Regions from separate parts of the Homo sapiens genome. Here region 1 is linked to region 2. Evidence: chromatin loops called from intact Hi-C (ENCODE). Cell type or tissue: IMR-90. All regions are shown on one strand. Each heading gives the region's core, and the rest is flanking DNA. Links, peaks and the distances in the headings are about the cores only.

Evidence for each region. A loop is a pair of places that touch in the nucleus more often than their neighbours do. Peaks named below come from ENCODE experiments on the same cell type or tissue, not always from the same donor. Only the 100,000 strongest peaks of a DNase experiment are listed, where the experiment ranks them.
Region 1: it touches region 2 in a loop (7-fold over the local background); 10 of 110 quality-filtered maps call a loop at or near these places.

What each region holds. Positions count from the first base shown.
Region 1 is chr9:132,645,670-132,655,137 of GRCh38, reverse strand. DDX31 (DEAD-box helicase 31) reads left to right here. Exons shown (of 20, transcript NM_022779.9): 7 at 2,646-2,690; 8 at 4,022-4,063; 9 at 4,840-4,904; 10 at 6,587-6,706; 11 at 6,843-6,949; 12 at 8,080-8,315; 13 at 9,067-9,243. Among named protein-coding and RNA genes, the nearest start is that of DDX31, 20 kb to the left of the region's middle. In IMR-90, for the core only: a CTCF peak has its summit at 3,751 (motif pointing right); DNase peaks (open chromatin) are centred at 3,697 and 7,547; H3K27ac peaks cover 515 bases.
Region 2 is chr9:132,796,051-132,805,518 of GRCh38, reverse strand. All of the region lies in intron 10 of AK8 (adenylate kinase 8), which reads left to right. Among named protein-coding and RNA genes, the nearest start is that of AK8, 77 kb to the left of the region's middle. In IMR-90, for the core only: CTCF peaks have their summits at 1,319 (motif pointing left) and 5,186 (motif pointing right); a DNase peak (open chromatin) is centred at 5,198; H3K27me3 peaks cover 4,014 bases.

The DNA of each region.
Region 1 (9,468 bases), core at 436-8,435, 150 kb after region 2:
TATGGTCTATAGGAGAAATTTCTGTAAGTGGAATGTGCATTTTTATTTTAGTAGATAATGCCAACATTAAACTTGAAAGGGAATATGCCAGTGTGCACTCCAGCAGCGGTGTAGAAGGTCCAGTTTTCCCATGCCCTCCAATGCTCTCAGCTGCTTTATGTTTCTTCTTCTTCTTTTTTTTTTTTTTTTTTTGAGACAGAGTCTCGCTCTGTTGCCCTGGTTGGAGTGGAGTGGCGTAATCTCGGCTCACTGAAACCTCCACCTCCCGGATTCAAGCAGTTCTCCTGCCTCAGGCTCCCAAGCAGCTGGGATTACAGATGCCTACCACCACGCCCGCCTAATTTTTGTAGTTTTAGTAGAGATGGGGTTTCACCATGTTGGCCAAGCTGGACTTGAACTTCTGACCTCAAGTGATCCACCCGCCTTGGCCTCCCATAGTGCTGGGATTACAGGCATGAGCCACCACATCCGGCCCTTTATTCATTTTTCTATTTGAATTTTGTTTTGTTTTGTTTTGTTTTGTTTGAGATGAAGTCTCGCTCTGTCGCCCAGGCTGGAGTGCGATGGCACGATCTCGGCTCACTGCAACCTCCACCTCCTGGGTTCAAGAGATTCTCCTGTCTCAGCCTCCTGAGTAGCTGGGATTACAGGCATGCACCACCACGCCTGGCTAATTTTTTTTGTATTTCTGTAGAGACAGGGTTTCACCATGTTGGCCAGGCTGGTCTCTAACTCCTGACCTCAAGTAATCCACCCACCTCAGCCTCCCAAAGTGCTGAGATTACAGGCGTGAGCCACCGTGCCTGGCCAAGTTGGTCTTTTTTTAAAGATTGAATTACAGGGCTTTTTAAAATATATAAATTAAGGAAATTAGCTCTTTCTCTCAGGTGTGGCATATTTTCTCCCCAGGTTATCATTTGACTCTTGGTTTTGTTTAGGTATTATTTTTCCATTCTGAAATTTAAAATTCTTAGGTAATAAAACGTATCAGTGTTTTATTTTAAGGTTTCTGAGTTTTATGTCATCTGTTAAAAGGACAATTCCAGCTTTGTTTTCCTAACTTTATTTTTTTCTCACAGGACTTTTGAATTAAACCATCTTTTTCTTGCTGATATAAAATGGCCCTTATATTATTTTCTAAATTTTGTTATCTATTTGATTCTATTCTCAACTTTATTTGCTATTATAATCTCTATTCATGTGCCAGTATCATTATTTGTAATTGCTGTAGCTTTAAATTATTTTAACATCTGATGTTTTTCATAAATGTCTTGGTTATTTTTGTACATTTATTTTTCCATATGAACTTTCAAATCAGGTTGTTTGGTTATATATGTTATTTTATATATACACATTTGTGGCATTTTTATTAGCATCACATTACGTTTATGGAGTGATTTAGAGAGAATTAGCTTATATGTACTATTGCATCCTCTTATCTGGAAATAGGGTGTATCCTTCCATTTATTCAAAATTTACTTTATGCCCCTCAGAGGTGTTTTTAAATTTTCTTCATATAGATTTTGTATATTTTTTGCTAAGCTTATATTCCTTTTATCTTTTTTGTTGCTATTAACTTTTTATATTGGAAGGCTGTTGAAATTTTTTTTTTTTTTTTTTTTTTTTTTTTTTTTTTTTTTTTTGAGACTGAGTTTTTCACTTGTTGCCCAGGCTGGAGCACAATGGTGCGATCTCAGCCCACTGCAACCTCCACCTCCTGGGTTCAAGTGATTCTCCTGCCTCAGCCTCCCGAAGAGCTGGGATTACAGGCGCCCGCCACCATGCCCAGCTAATTTTTGTATTTTTAGTAGAGACGGGGTTTCACCATGTTGGCCAGGCTGGTCTCAAACTCCTGACCTCAAGTGATCCGCCTGTCTTGGCCTCCCAAAGTGCTGGGATTACAGGCGTGAGCCACTGCACCTGGCTATTGATTTTTATATGTTAATTTTGCATTCAGCTGCTTGACAAAATTATCTTGTTTGTAATAGATTTTACATTAGTTCTCTTATGGTTTTTTTTTTTGTAAGATAAAATAACATCTGCTAACAATAATTTTGTTTCCTATTTTCTAATTTTATACATCATATTTCTTGTCTGATTGTATGGGCCAGGACCTCTAGAACAGTATTCTAGAATAATGGGGTTAGTGGGTGTGTTAGTCCATTTTTACACTGCTGATAAAAACATACCCGAGACTGGGAAGACAAAGAGGTTTAATTTGACTTACAGTTCCACATGGCTGGGGGAGGTCTCATAATCATGGCAGAGGACGAAAGACATTTCTTACATGGCAGCAGCAAGAGAGAATGAGGAAGACGCAAAAGCAGAAACCCCTGATAAACCCATCAGATCTCGTGAGACTTATTCATTATCACGAGAATAACCGGCCCCCCTGATTCAATTACCACCTCACTCCTGCCCCCCTGCCCTTCCTCCTACAACATGTGGGAATTCTGGGAGATACAATGCAAGTCGAAATTTGGGTGGGGGCACAGCCAGACCACATCAGTGGGCAACCTTATTTTGTCCCTTTCTTCATTAAGAGTGCTTCTGATGTTCTACAACCGGCCACCCCTGTGTCCTGTCCGTTTGGAGTCTGCCTTTGTTTATCCTGCTCATGGCATTTTTTTTCTGTGTGTCAACAGCGCAGTGATGGCCCCTATGCCCTGGTGCTCGTGCCAACGAGAGAGGTAAGCAGGCTCCCTTTTGGGACAAGTTTTAAGCACATGCTTTCACTAATGTCCCGTTGAATTTAAAAGTGGTTTTACCATGTTTCTCCCTACTGCACAAGCCACTGCACACCAGTTCCATTTGCCTGGAAACCATCCTTCTGGTTCTTGTCAAGGAGAAAAATTCAAGTAGTCTCTGAGAATCATAAGTATGGAAAAGTATTTTCCTATTGTCTAGAAACTAATGATACTATTAAATGTCTGTTTAATTGGGTTTTGAATTAAGTTGCTAAAAAAAAACCTACAGAAATGCAATTTTTTAGCAACTTTATTCAAAACCAAAAGCAGTTGGCTCTGAAAATGAACCTTTATTTTTTTTAAGAAGCTACTGCTACCAAAAATGTTACTTGTTCCTAAAAGTTAAACTTTTCAATATTTTTTTCTTTCTTGGTGGAAATCTCTTCTATCTGATCTATTTTATTTGCCTACAGAGGCAACTTCAGATTAGGGTATGTGGTTTCTATATCAAATGCTAATCACTTCCTTACAGAGAATTGATCACAGAGATGATTTGAAGTCAGCTTTTCATATAGCCTGCAGTCCCCTATCTCAGCTCAGTCCAATGAAGGAGCAGGCACAGAAGCTATTAAAATTTTTACAGCAGCAAACTTGCTACTTCTCGAGGATGCTTCATGAATACTAAATATGTGGAAACTGTATATACGTTCTTTAAGAACGGGATTCTGTATGAGGCATTTTTGAAGGTTGTTAATGGTTGTAGCCTACTTTAATTTTCACTTGCTTTGTTCTCAAATGGAGCTGTTGGTTTGCTTTTGTTTTATTGATATAAACTTGAGGAGCGACCATCTCCCAGGCTTCAGATATCCTGGCACAGTTGTAGAATACAGTCATCGCTCCTTGAGAGCGAAGTTCCCAGAGGCTACCCTGTTGCGTCACTATTGTGGTTTACTCTGCGTACATATTATATTCTTTCTCTTTCTAAGGAGAGTCAAATTCAGGTTACTTTGTTTCATTCTCTTACGTTTTTGTGCACCACAGACTTGAACTTCTCTGTGTGGCACTCTGGGAATTTGAGCCAGCAGAGGGAGCACAAAACACTATTTTTGTGTATGTCCAAGAAATAGAAGTGTTGTCTTTACCCTCTTTGCCCAAACTGACAGGTTGCAGAACCAGTCTAAGAACAAGGTATATTAGATTCTGTGTATAGGATTTTTTTTCTTCTTAAATCTTAACTTGAGGTCCAAGTTTGGATCCTAATCACATTAAATTGTCTTTAAAAAAAAAAAAAGGGGGATCCTGTTCATCATCTATAACTTTTAAAATTTTTACAGCTAGCTCTACAAAGCTTTGACACTGTCCAGAAACTGCTTAAGGTAAGGCAAACCATGAGTTCCATTTCATCTTGCTTGCTGACTTTGAGGAAGGATTTAATATACTACAGTCTATTCTTTATTTTCAAAGAGATAAGAATTATTTCCTTTTGCCTGGATATCTCTGCTCTCTCTAGGCAGTTTATAGGTTTTTACTGATCTAAACCTACCAATTTCTAGCTTAGCTGAATTATCAGTGACTCCTGGTGCATAAAGTCCTGCAATTTGTTCATCATAGTCACTAGCAAGCCACATACAGAAATTCACAGGTACAGCCTGATGGTGATCCAGTAGAAAGCAACTTAGCTGCAAGTAGGATTTGTTTAAGAAAGGAGAGTGAAGGCTTCAGAATCAAAGCCAGCCAGCTCACCAAATTGGATCATGAATTGATCCATCCTTTCTTTTATTAGGGGTGGAGAGTAGGGAAGGGTGTTGCTTGGGTTTTTATCTTAACCCCAAAAATGGCAGTAGACTTACTGACATGTGTTTTCAGTTCAGGCTCTGTGGGAAAAGAAAGGCAAGCTACTTGAATGATTTAAGAAGCTCACATTTCTCTCTCACTGTGGTAGAAGCTAGTTATATACCTATAATTCAAGTTACTGCTGATAGTGAACATGGGTGTAGCAATGCCTAGGAATTGTGTCTGCACAATAACACCTTATACAATGAGAAGCACCAGTTTTCTCCCATGCCTTGTTTAAGGAAAGGGAATTTGGAATCAATGTCTGATGTTAGTAAAGGGGGCTTTGCACTGACTGTGGTCTGCTGTCTTTCTGTAGCCTTTCACCTGGATTGTGCCTGGAGTGTTAATGGGAGGAGAGAAGAGAAAATCAGAAAAGGCCAGGTAGGAAGAGGTTTGTTGGTTGTTGTTTCCTTCTTGAATGTGTCCTGCCTTCCTATTCAGTAAGGCTGGGTCCTTCTAAACCTGCTGAGAGCTTTGTCTCAGGCTCTGCTTCCTAGTCCCGGTGCACAGGGACAGATTGAGTCAGTGGGGAGCGGTCACCTCTAGACGGTGCTGTTTTTTAAAATATTAAACCTACAAACAGGTTTCCTTCTGATGTTGCTAGTAACAGTGCTGTCAACTTCTTAACTCCCACCTACCCAATGCTCTATAGCATCCCTGGTTTAGTATACATCCACCTGCATGCCACTCATTTTTGTGGACATTAAGAGTTTGGGGTTTTGTTGTTTGCTTTTACAAAAACAAGATCATTCACTTATATAATGCTTTGTAACTTGCTTTTTACAACCGAATATGTTTGTTCCTTTATTAGGATTTGTAATGGGTGTCAGTTGAAAATCGTTGCAACAAGTAAATCTCAAATTGTCTTCATTCTTTTGAAAACATTTTTATTGTATTATAGCTTAATAATCAGTACTCAATAATGATGCATGTAGTCTATAACTGAGGAGTAAATATGAAACCTGAAACCTCAAAGCATTGGTTAGGATTAGACTCAGCTGTGAATAACAACAATAATAACAAATAACAGTGGCACAAACAATATACAAGTTTTATTTTTCTTTCACATTTAAGAAATCTGACAGAGCCAGTCCAAGGCTGGCCTGGTGCTCCAGTGTCGGGGACCAAGCTCTTTCTGTCTTTTTGTGCCACTATGGGAGGATTCCATTTTTAAGATTACCTCATAGTCTTAGATAGTTGCAGGCACTCCAACCATTGCATCTAATTTCTTGCCAGCGGGTACAGAGATGCTCATACCTGCTCCCTCTGAAGGTGCTTGTGTGATTGGCGTGTTCCCTTTACCTTTTATCCCATTGCTAAAACAAACATGACTATACTTAACTGCAAGGGAAGCTTGAAAATATATCCAGCTAGGCTGGGTGCAGTGGCTCATGCCTGTAATCCTAGCACTTAGGGAGGCCAAGGCAGGAGGATGACTTAAGACCAGGAGTTTGAGACCAGCCTAGGCAACATAGTGAGACCCCCGTCTCTACAAAGAAAAAAAAAATGTGCTAAAAATTGGAAGCTTTTATTACGGTGGACTGACAGGAAAATGGTTGTCTGGGGAATGAGAAATTAGATTTATTGTATATAACCCATGGGACAAAGCTGAGCCCCGTTGAATGGAAGTTACATAAAGGGCTTAGCATAAGAAAAAAGTGTCCTAGCAATTGGAGCACATTGGCATGGAATCACTTGCTCAGATACTAGATTCTCTGGCACAGAAACCTTCGAGAACAGGCTAGACTACAATCTCTTTGGAAGGTTCTAGAGAGGATTTATGAGTCAGATAAAGAGCATTGGATTATGTAGTTATGATCCCTTTCAAAGTTAAAGTTTTATGATTTTAATGTAATTTCAGATCTTAACAATTGCATTTCACAGTACAGGGAAAGACTCAAGTACAGCTTTCTACCCAGTTTTTATGTTTTGTCATGATTTCAGGCTATGGCACGTTTGCACTGTACATGAAATGAGTCTGTCTATTTTGCCTTTTTCCTGTGTTTTCTACTGGCGTGGCCCTGTTTGATTTACTTTCTTTTATGATATATAATTTTAAACAGACTCCGCAAAGGAATAAATATCCTTATCTCAACTCCTGGACGCCTGGTGGATCATATAAAATCCACAAAGAACATTCATTTTAGTCGGCTGCGGTGGTTGGTGTTTGATGAAGCAGACAGGTGAGCCTCGTCCCAGGATGATAACAGGTAGAAGAGAAGGGCTGTTTCTCCTCTCCTTGTTGCAACTTCTGTAGCCCCTTAGACCACATCTGCTCTTCATATAGTTGAAAATTTCTTTTTTTTTTTACAATCACAGAATCTTGGATTTGGGTTTTGAAAAGGACATCACAGTGATACTTAATGCTGTAAATGCTGAATGCCAAAAACGACAGAATGTCTTGCTATCAGCGACACTCACAGAAGGTGAGTTGAAAAGAAGTGATGGGTCCTTCTTTGTTCTTAATGAAGAGGAAGGACCTAGATTTAACCTGGGTTGTTTGCTGCAGTGATTCTCAACCTCAGGGAGGTGGGGGCAGGGAGAGAGCTGTCCTTAGAAGACTGCCTTTTCAAACTCTATGTTCTACACTCCCAACTTCCCTCTGCAAGTCATCCAAGACAGATATGTTCCCCAGGGCATGGGGAAAGGGAGAAAGGGCAGGGATGAGGACGAGAAAAGACTGGCTGCTATTGGCTTGGTGGTTTCATGAGGTTTTTGTGCACTTGCAACCCATGGAGAGCAGGGCCCTTGCACTGAAGATGATGACCTCTTATCTGAGTGCATTTTTAATGTAATCACTCTTCCTCCTATAGAGCTATTAAACTTAAAAAATATATCAATGAAGCGCTTCTCTGTCTTCCATCCATGTGAGATGGAAATTCTTAGCTCTCTTTTTTATCACTGGGAACACGAAGGCTTGGAAAAGTTGTATCACTCTACCAGATCCACCCCACACAGTGAGTCATTGACCAGCAGTGCAGCTTTCACGTTTTTCTGTCTGGTTTCCTTGATTTACTAGGCCACATTATGATGTGCATGTACCAGATGCCATGCATGTGGTCCCTCACAGTTCCCTATGTTCTAATTTTTGAGGGATGATTCACGAAGAAGGGATTCTGTGGTCAAGAAAGTTTGAGAAATGCCCCACATCCCTCCCTTGGATATTCTCAGGGCACATTAACACAATAAAGGCCCTGAGAGGGCTGCTTATAGCAAAAACGCTTTTGTGAAACCTTTGAAATCCAAGATTTGCCATAACTTACTTGACCAAAGAACCCTTTTGGGAGGTGGGGGTGGGCGCAGTATCTGTTGCTATCTTTTGGACGCTGTTCCATAGGTGAGTGTTTATAGAATGGCTATGGAAAGATACGTTGGTAGATCTCCCTGCAACACACACGTTGGCACTAGGGCGGATCAGTGCTGGGACTTGGTGATACCCATGGGGTAACATACGTAGTCCTAACATACATGGGTGGGTGCTGTATGGGGGTACGCTTTTGTGACCAGTTTCATGGTGTGTTTGTTGTCTGCTTTGCCCTTCTTACTTTTATCCAAGGTGTAACGCGGCTAGCTGATATCAGTTTGCATGATCCAGTCAGTATTTCTGTCCTGGACAAGAGCCATGACCAGTTGAACCCAAAGGACAAAGCGGTCCAGGAGGTCTGTCCTCCACCAGCTGGCGACAAGCTGGACAGCTTTGCAATACCAGAGAGTCTCAAGCAGCATGTGACTGTGGTTCCCAGCAAACTGAGGCTTGTCTGCCTAGCGGCCTTCATCCTTCAGAAATGCAAGGTGGGACTGTGGGCTAGAGCCGACTTGATTCAGGGAAGAAAGGCCTGCTTTCTTGTGTTAAGCCATTGGGAGCAATGAGTTGAGACACCAAAAATCAGAGGTTTTCCAACTTATGTCTGCATTCCGGATGCAGACTTTGATATACATCCTTTCAGTCAGGTTTTAGGATTATGGTAAAAACTCAGAGGTCAATGATAGCCATGATGTTCAGCTTGAAATGTTCTCGATACCTTTCCTGGGACTGATATTAGGAACATCACAGGTGGCGGGAACAGCTGGATGTGAGGCAGACGTAGGGGCTTGTGCTCATGTTTCTCCAAGAGTCTTGGCATTTGTGTATTTATTTACTAGATTTCTGCGCTGACTCTGAGATGTGAGAAAATAGTAAGTGGAAGGGCTTAAGGGTGAAGGTTTTCTGCATATGTAGGGTCTCAGCCAGGTAGTGTTGCATGTGGCAAGCCCTGGGCGAATAAAGGGAACGGAGCTCCCACACAGCTGTGCTCCCAGGTGTGTTTATTTTTGTCAGATAAGGGAAACCTGTTTGAAATGATAGCTGTGTCGTTTTCCTCTCCTGCATTCTTTGTAGAGTGGAGTATCACTGTTTTTGTTTTTGTTTTTTTAAATAATTCAAAGATAGTCACCTTTATTTCCAAATGGGGGTCAGCATGACTGTATAGTTTAGAGAAATATTCGTTTTGGCGTCACCTAATCTTAAAATATGTCGGTTTTTCCTCCCTTTGTATCGATGTAGTTTGAGGAAGACCAGAAGATGGTTGTCTTTTTCTCAAGTTGCGAGCTGGTGGAGTTCCACTACAGCCTCTTCCTACAGACCCTGCTGAGCAGCTCAGGGGCGCCGGCATCAGGGCAGTTGCCATCTGCCTCCATGCGATTAAAATTCCTACGGCTGCATGGCGGCATGGAGCAGGAGGTGAGCACTGATCTCCCTGTGCAGCGACAACACTGCGGCCCCACGTGGAGATGGGGGCGAACCTGAGTCCGGCAAACCTGGTCTTTAGGCTCAGCAATGGCTACGACCCTTGCACACTCCACTGGGCAAGTCAAGAATGAGACGAAAATGGGTGACCCACTGAAACTAGAGGGGATCACACTGCTGGATTGATGGGGGCAAGGGGAGTCTATTGTTCCCATTTGC
Region 2 (9,468 bases), core at 717-8,716:
CTAGTCCAGTGGGGAAACTGAGGCAGTAAGTGATGCCAGATTCATTCATGCATCCATTCGACAACATTGTCTCCCCAAGAAGAATGGGCGCTGCCGGAGGGGGGTAGGTCTGGCCTGCTTAGCGCTGTTCCTTGTCACTGGCTGGAGCCACCATAGGGGCACAGCCAGATTTTCCTGTTGGGCTGAATGTCAAGTGTTGCTGTGTATCAGGCATCCAGATTAAAAAAGAAACCCAACCCAACCCTGACATTTCTGGGAAGTCCAAGGAGAGCCGGAGTGCACAGAGTCATCCTTGCTCTGACCAGAGCTTCTAGAAGCGTTTCCCTCTCCGTGGGCAGCCCCAGCGGCTTCAGAGAAGAGCAAACCGCCAGTGCGCTCAGCTGTGAAATTGTCTCTGACAGGCCTGACCCTGGAGGCCCCGGGCCTTCTTCTCCAGTCGGGAGGTCTCTCAGTGTAGCTGTCTGGGCAGCCCTTGGCATGGCTAGAGCTGTGCTCCTGCCCCTCACAGACCCCCCAACGGCAGGTGCAGCTTGAAGCCTCTTTCCCTCTGGGAACATCCTCGCCTGACGGGAGCTGACACGGGTTCTTTCTCATTGGGCTGTGAGCGGGGCCTGCAGAGGCAGGGGCAGGACATGAGGGGTGAGGAAGAGGTGGCCCCAGTGACCCTCTGCAGCCTCTACACTTATGATCAGGGAGGTGGGACTTGCTGGGGTTTGTCAACCAGAAGCTGGCTCTGAGGTTTCCTGTGCAAGGGAACTTGGCACAGCCTCATCGGACATAGAGGGAGGGAAGCGGGGACCACGCCCTGCAGCTTCACACCTGTCGCTGCTGCTCTGGGTGACAAGGGCACACCCGACAGAAGAAGCAAGATGGGAGCAGAGGGACACGGGAGGGGGAGAGGCGAGGGAAGAGACTTCCTGACATACAGAGGGATGTACCTGCTCCCACCCCCCTCCCTGGGAAGAGCCTGTGGAAGCCAGGGGATGCGGGAGGCAGGGGAAGGGGAACTCCTTCTCCTCACCCCTCACTGCAGACCTCTGATTTACCCCATCCACGATCTTGATTGCAGGACTCTGACCTCCCCCCAGCCTTTGGTTGGTTTTTACTGGGAGATGAGATGGCCTCATCTGGGACCTCCCTACCCCAGGATCCCCCTGTTTCTGCTCACGCTGTCTGCTCGGCCGGCTGCTTCAAGGGCTGAGGAGTCAGCTCCCGCAGGGCTCATGGTAGGAGCTCAGCTAGTTTAGTGGAAGAGCAAGCCTGTGGCAGTTGACCTGGGTCCCTGTGGTGTGGACAATCCCAGGGCCCAGATGCTGCCCTCTGCTGCCTGCATTTCTATTCGGGTGAGGTCCCTCTCCATGGGCAGCCCCAGTGGCTTCAGAGAATTAGTCTTTTTTTTTTTTTTTTTTTTTTTGAGATGGAGTCTCACTCTGTCCCCAGGCTGGATCGCAGTGGCGCGATCTCGGCTCACTACAACTTTCGCCTCCTGGGTTCAAGCGATTCTCCTGCCTCAACCTCCTGAGTAACTGGGACTACAGGCGCCCACCACCACGCCCGGCTAATTTTTGTATTTTTAGTAGAGATGGGGTTTCACCATATTGGCCAGGTCTCCATCTCTTGACCTCGTGATCCGCCAGCCTCGGCCTCCCAAAGTGCTGGGATTACAGGCGTGAACCACCATGCCCGGCCCAGAGAATTAGTCTTGAAGGAACAAAGAGGAGACAGGTCACAGGGGGCAGCATGCAGCCTGAAGGATTTCTAGAAGGGAGGCAAGTGACTGTCACTCCCAGATGGGAGGGGCCGTGGCTCAGAATCACACAGACTTGGTTCCCATTCAGACTCTGCTTCCTCCCAGCTGTGCTCCTGGGCAAGCCATGCGCCCCCTCAGAGCTCCCTTCAGTTTTCCCATCTGTAAGGCGAGCTTTCCTAGGATCCCATTTGTTGGCTTGCTCTATATAAAGGGAATTGTGTCTGTAATTCACTAATTACTTACTATGGTCACTGGTTGTAATCACTGATTACTCACCATGATTATTATCAAGAATGGAGTTGCCATCGTCATCATCTTAGTGGTAGTAATGGTACTCACAGCAAGTCCTGTCGGGTGTGAATATATTTTATATATGGGGGATTTTTTATATTTATTTATTTCCCATGACTGCTACCAGCTTTGGGGACCTAGTCCCTGCGGTAACTGGGAACTGACAAAGCTCCAGTTTGCATTACTCTGATGCTCCGTGATATGGTTTGGCTGTGTCCCCACCCAAATCTCATCTTGAACTGTAGTTCCCATAATCCTCACGTGTCATGGGAGGGACCCGGTGGGAGGTAATTGAATCTTGGGGGTGGTTACCTCCATGCTGTTCTCGTGATAGTGAGTTCTCACAAGATCTGATGGTTTTATAAAGGGCTTTCCCCCGCTCTGCCCCTTCGCTCTGCACCTCTCCTGGCTGCCGCTATGTGAAGAAGGACGTGTTTGCTTCCCCTTCTGCCATGATTGTAAGTTTCCCAAGGCCTCCCCAGCCTTGCAGAACTGTGAGTCCATTAAACCTCTTTCCTTTATAAATTACCCAGTCTTGGGTATGTCCCCCAAGTATCTCTTGTAGCCTAACAAGCTACCCCCCAATTTAATGGCATAAAATGACGCTGAGTTTATTATGCTCCTGATTTAGTGGGTCAGGGTTTGGGGCAGGACATGGCAAGGAGGTCTCGACTCTGCTCTGTGCTGACTTGGGCTTAGGTGGGATGCCTTGAACTGCCTAAGAGAGCTGGGCTGGCTCACCCGGGGATTTACATCTGGATCTCAGTTCTGGCGTCAGCTTGATTCCTTGGTTTTTCTCCACGTTGCATCTGCAGGGATAGTGTGTCCAAGACGGATTCTTCATCGCCATGCCCGGTGCCTGGGAGGGCACGCTTGGAATGGCTGGGGCTGGCCAGGCATCTTCCCTCCTCACAGCCTCTCCGTGGGGCTGGCTTCACCTGCCTTCTTACTTGGTGTCTGGCTGCTCCTGGCACAAGCACTCCAGAGAGTTCAAGGGCGGCAGTGGTTGGGGTGGAAGGTGGGGCCAGCGGCCAGGCATCCCATGACTTCACCACAGACACCCCAGGATACACTTCTGTCTGAATCTGTTCACAGAGCTTGTCACTGGGGCCAGCCCAGGTTCCAGGGAGGGGATTGAGACACCGCCCCCCTCCCGCCCCCTGCCCTGGGAGGAGTAGCAAAGAAGGCGTGGCCATCTTTAATCTCCCACACCACACCGGGGAAGGCTTGATGTGAACATTTTAGTTTTGTTCAGGATGGGCTGCACCACGTGCCTGGGAGGCAGCCACAGCCTAAGCAGCCCTCAGGAGCTGGATCCCCAGGCGACATCGGGTGCCACACAGGGGCCTACCAATACCTCCGTGGCTTTGGAGCCCAATTTTGTCCCCATGAAGAGGAGGAAGCCTTGGCTAGGAGGTAAAATGAGTCGCCCAAAGGCAGGCTGCAAGTGGAATGCAGAGCGCAGGGCAGAGTTTGGGCCTCTAGTCCTCATCGTCACAGTGCTCGTCCTCCTAAAAGTCAGGTGGCAGCAAGCAGCCCCAGAGCTGGATTGGCTGGATGCAAATCCAAGCTCCACTACCTGTGAGCTGTATGGCCATGGGCAAGTCACTTCCTCTTCCTGTGCCTTAGTTTTCTAATCTGTAAAATGGGATACTGTGACTACTTCTTTCATAGGGAGAAAACTACATGAATTAATATTTGTATTAGAACAAAGACATGCTTAGAACAGGGCCAGGCTCATCATATGCACTGTAGCATACATGCTTGGTGAGTCAATATACTATCATATCTTTTCCCTCCCAGAAAACTGGGCTCATGGTTCTGTTTGCTGCTGACTTTCTTCTCCCAGATTTCGTGGGCTATGGCATCCTTGCTGCCCTTGAGATGTGGGAGAAAAAACTGGTTCTAAGCCCTGAATTCATTAAAATGGAAGGAAAATCGTGTTCCTTAAATGCTTTGATCTGCAGTGTACACTTAGTGAATACATCACTCTTTAAAATAATCCAGTTCACATGCAGACTGGCCGACCTCTGCTCATTTTCCCAGATACTTTCATATTCCATTGAAAGATGTAAAAATGTACTTTAAAATAAAAATTGTCAAATCATTCTGCACAGTGTGGCTAGCCGAGCATTTCCAATAGAGAAGTTTTACTAATTTGCTAAGTGATGTACCAGTTGTTTATAGAAGAATGTCTATTTTTGAATGGTCTCTTTTGTCACCTAAAACTTCATTTGAAAGGGACAAACTGGCCAGGCGTGGTGGCTCATGCCTATAATCCCAGCACTTTGGGAGGCCGAGGCAGGCAGATCACCTGAAGTCAGGAACTCAAGACCAGCGTAGCCAACATGGTGAAACCCCATTTCTACTAAAAATACAAAAAAAATTAGCCGGGCCTGGTGGCGCACTTCTGTAATCCCAGTCACTCACGAGGCTGAGGCAGGAGAATCTCTTGAACTCAGGAGGTAGAGGTTGTAGTGATCCGAAATCGCGCCACTGCACTCCAGCCTGGGCGACAGAGCGAGACTACTCCGTCTCAAAAAAAAAAAAAAAAAAAAGGACAAACTGAAATATTCACTGTTGGGCATCTCTGCCCCTCAGGTAGCTGTGTCAATGCCGTGTGGGCACCTCAGTCTTGTCTTTGCCTTTTGCCTGAGTAGACATGGTAAAGAAGAGAGTGACAGAAAGTGGGTGGCCCTCTCCAAGGGAGGAGGGGCACAACATGGCCTCCTAGTCTGCAGGGCACCCAGGGCTGATGTACTGACTTCTCTGGTCTTGAAAGAAAATCCAGTATTAACACATTGTTATTTCCTGGCGCCATTGTCTGCCAGGCAATTTTAAACGTTGTTAAGCAGTAGAGATATTAGAGTAGAAAGGTTGGCGTCTAAGAAAACCATGGAAGGCATCTGTTTCATCTCCTACTTGGGGAACCAAGGCCCGGCCAGATGGGGGTTTGTCTGGGGCAATTGACTTGAGTTTACCAAAGAGCAAGCTAGATCCAGTGGCCTTACCCTCCCTTAGGAATTGCAGGGTGCGGCCGATGGAACAATCCCAGTTTCTCCTCATTCTCTTCTCCAGGGTTTGGAAATGTTCTGTGCGTTGCTGGCGGCGTTCACTTGGGGGATGCAGAACCCATGTTTCACCAGCAGGTGGTAGTAAATAACAAACAAACGGCATCACCAACAGAAACACCTGGCGCCAGGTCCTGGCACTGGGGCGCTGCAGGGCCTTCAGGGCACGCAGGATTTCTGGTGACGGCAGCGAGACGGGCTTGCAGGCCCAGCTGCCGGGAATCAGTGCCATCCCGAGAGTGATGGCCTCCAGAGATGGGAGGCGTTCGGCTTTCCTTGAATTAAGTCAGGGCCTGGGCAAACCTCCCAGCAGCCTAGAGTAGAGCCCCTGGCGGGATGCGAGCCCCGCTTCTTTCAGGCACCAGGTTGTGTGAAATGGAAATTAAAAAACAAAACCAAAAGCAACCCCTTTTCCTCCTCCACAGTCCTGTTCCTTTTGTAAGATTCCCTGGACCTCCTGGGTCCTATTGGGATCCTTCAGGAGGGGCGGGACCCAGGGACCCAGGGACCACAGGAGAAAGAGAAGCAAATGCCAGCCTCCCCCATGAACACTGATGCTCATCTTGACATCAATTTCAAGGAGGGCTTGAAGAAGGAAAGAAGTTACACCGGGCAGTTTGAAGCGAATGTGAGGGATGAGGAGAGGCAGTGTGGGTGCGGTGTAGGTATGTAGGTGTGTTTGCTAGATGTGTTTGTGTAATGAGGGTGTGTGCTTCGTGTACTATGTGTGGATAGGTGGGTATACAGTATGTGTTGTGCACGTGGTGGGGTGTAGGGGTGTGGGGGTGTGTGGTGTGTGTGTGTGTGTGTTTGTAGCTGAGTGCATGAGCACATGTCTGTGTGTGTGCGTGCCTGTGTGTGTTGTAGTGTGTCAGGTGTCGTGTGTGTAGACATGTATGTAGTGTGTGGGGGCGTTTATGAGTGTGCATGGAGGGGTGACGTGTGCAGGGCATGTGCAAGGGTGTGTGGGGAGGCACTCAGCTCTTTCCTGTTTGCCCTAGGGTGCCAAGGAGGCTCACATGGCTTGTCGTGAGTCTAGCAATCAACCTTAGCATGTTTTTTATCTTTAAGCCACTGGCTGAAGGAGCTATTTCCTTCTCTCCACTTTTTGTCCTATCTTTATATGCCAGCCCCAGAAACCTTAGTGTCCCTCATATCTTCTCCCTCAACAATAACTGATGGGCAGAAAGCCAAGGTCCCTGCAGGGCTGGCTCTGCGGTGCGGACAGCAGGCGGCGGCGTGGCGCAGCAGGAGGGGCCTCTGGTGCCTGCTGGAAAACCGCAAGCTGGCCTGGGTGCTCTCTCCGAGCCCTTCCCTACTCACACCCATCAGCTCTGGAGCTGGATGTGACCGAGGGTGACTGAAGCCAGACCTGCAGCCCGGGAGGAGTCAGTGCTGCCCAGTTGCATCTCATGGGTGTCGGGACTCCTGTCCGGAGCCGTGGAACTGCTGTGCGGGAGGGAGCCCAATGGGATCCTGGGCCTTTAGACAGGACTCCTTCCCCTTCGAGACAGGAGGGTGGGACACGGGCCCGCGGTGGGGAGTGGAGGCCTGGGAGCATCCCACTTGCCACCATGGATCCCCATCTACCCCCATGCCAAGGGCCAAGCACACCCAGCCCCGCGGGGAATAAATGGATTGAGATTTTAATAACCTGGAGGTCAACTTGAGGACTGCCATCTTTTATGGAAGATCTTGAGAAAAAAAAAAAAAAAAACAAACGAAACCATGTGGTGTGGCCTTATGAAATAATGAGATACTCATATCTTGCAGTTGGCTAAATTTAGGGCTGACAGAACACTCCAGAGAGGTAACCCTTGGCGGTAGCTTTGTATGAAGGGTGAGATGTTAACTGTCAAGCCCAGAAATCAAGCCTGAGGCATCTGACTTAATGGTGAAAGACTTTAGACCGCACTGAAAAATCTCTGTCTGAGAGGAGGAGAAAGGGTAAATGGACAGCATTATCAAGAGGACTCGAAACTTCTGGCAGAGCACAGTGAACCAAGGAGCAGCTTGTTCTCAGCTTTGTGCTGAGCTGGCCAGTCAGACCATGTGGGGCTGGAAACGTGAGTCCATAGCTGGCAGGAAAATCCAAACAAGCCACAGCAAAACAGACACCGAGCCTCAGAGAGGCTGGGACAGGAGACATGGGTGGGTTTGGGGAATTTACACTAAAGGCAGGGTCTTCAGGGTTCACCCCTCACTCCTCAACCCTGCGTGCTGCCACTGAGGAGAGATGCTGACTGGGAAAGGTCGGTAGCCTCAGAGCAGCACCCAGTGGGGTCTGTTGCTTGTCTTGACCCAGATGGGAGAGCCCTACCAGGATCCAGGATCCCTGTGCGCTGGGAGAGGACCAGTGCAGTTCCTTAGCCACGCAGCCCCAGTGAGGAACTGTGAGCCAAAATGTGTTGCTGTTCCTTATAAAAGGTTAAAGGACTCGAACGAGGAGCTTTCGCAGGACTGCTAACACAGGCAGATGTGGGCAAGTGCCCGTGATGCCAGGCTTCTGGGCAGAGCTTCCGGAACTGGTGGAGTTACAGGACGGCTGGAGGCCACCCAAACTGCAGGTCCCCCAAAAGGGAGAGCCGCCCATGGCCTTCGGGGGAGATTGTGTCCTTTGTCACTTTAGGAACGGTCTCTCACAGGGGCCATTTCAATCTGTTTTAAGCATTAAATGGTTTCCTTTAAAAAAAAATCACATTTTTAGTGGAAAACGTTAAACACATCTAAAAAGCAGAGAGAATAGAATAATGAACCTGTGGGAGCCATCGCTAGTATAATGAACCTCACGTGCTTGTGGCCACCCTTGTTGCATCTAGAACCACCCTCCCCTACCCCAGAGACCCCTCCCAACAAACCCCAGGTGCTAGTGCTCATTCTTTTGGCTGCATATTTAATTCACGAGTGGGTGATCACGTAGAGATGAATGGAACGACTGAGAGGAAGCGTCTCCCTTGGTTATTTTCTGTTGCCGCAGGACCTGATTCAGTGCTTGGTGAGAAAAGTCCTTAAGTTCTCTGGCCCATGAACGCTTGAGGAACTAAAGAACTTCCTGGGTTTTGGAAATGGTTCCCTTTTTTCCTTCCCTCCCTCCCTTCCTTCCTTCCTTCGTGTTTATTAGATGCTTTCCGTGGGCCCAGTACTGTGCCAGGTGCTGGGGTATAGCAATGAGCCTGACCCTACTGGGGGGATCCCTGCTTTCATGGGGTGGGCATTGGGGTGGGAATGCAGGTATTAAGTGGATACTACATCAGTTGTTACTGATGTGCGCTTGTGATGAGCCCTTCCAGGAAGTGCTGGCTGCAGAGCCTGTGTTTCCTGATTCCTGCAGAGAGGGGTTTGTTTGGGTTTTGGCTCAAAGTGGGAACCAGCGTGAGCATTCCCTTTCTTCCTCAATCTTTTGGAAATTTGGCCCTCCCTGCCTCCGACATCCCCAGCACTTCCTACTTCTGTGACCTCTGCTTTCCTGCCAGGTTTGTGTTGCATTACATCCGGGTGCCCTCTCACCTCCACCACCCTGGGCTCCATGAGCAAGGGCTTGAGTCCGATTCATGGAGCGTGAAGTGGCGGCCACCCTTCCCCCTCCCTCTGTGTGTGTGTGTGTGTGTGTGTGTGTGTGTGTGTGTGTGTGTGTGTAGCATGTATGTATGTGTATATATTAATATAGTCACATATGAATATATGTTTAAATTAGACCATGTATACAAGCCGTTTATTTACCTGCTTTTTTCTCATTCTGTCATAGACTTCTGCCTCGACCTGTCTATATTAACTTTGCAAGTTAATATAGAGATTGTTTTTAAAAGGTTGTCTAATATTCTATTGCAGAGATGTACCTTCTTTGATTTAATCTGTCCTCTATTGATGGACATTCTAGATCATTTCCAGTTGTCACTATTGTAAACAACACTGAAATGGACATCTTTGTATACACATCTTTTTCCCCTCTTAGGTTCAAGTTCTTAGAAATAGGATTGCTGGGTCAAAAGACATGTACATTTTAAATTTTGATGCAAGTTGGGAAATTCTCTCTAGAAATCTTTGTCAACTAACAGAAAAAACAAAAACAAAAACCTCATTGTATTTCTATCTGGCCTTCCATTTTTCCCTCGAGTCAGATTTCTCCTCAGTTGAGAAACTTTGTATTGGTTCGTAAGTGGCCAATGTGAGGGACTCAGGGGCTCCAGGCCATTGGGTAATGAGGCAGCAGAACAGTTGGGGGTGTTATGGGCCGGGGATCAGGGTCCTATCCCAGCCTGATCACCAGCTGGCTAGATGACCTTGGGCGGGTCACTTAAACCACAACCTCTTTGGGCTTCAGTTTCCTAACTTTGAAACAAGAGGTCAATGGGATGA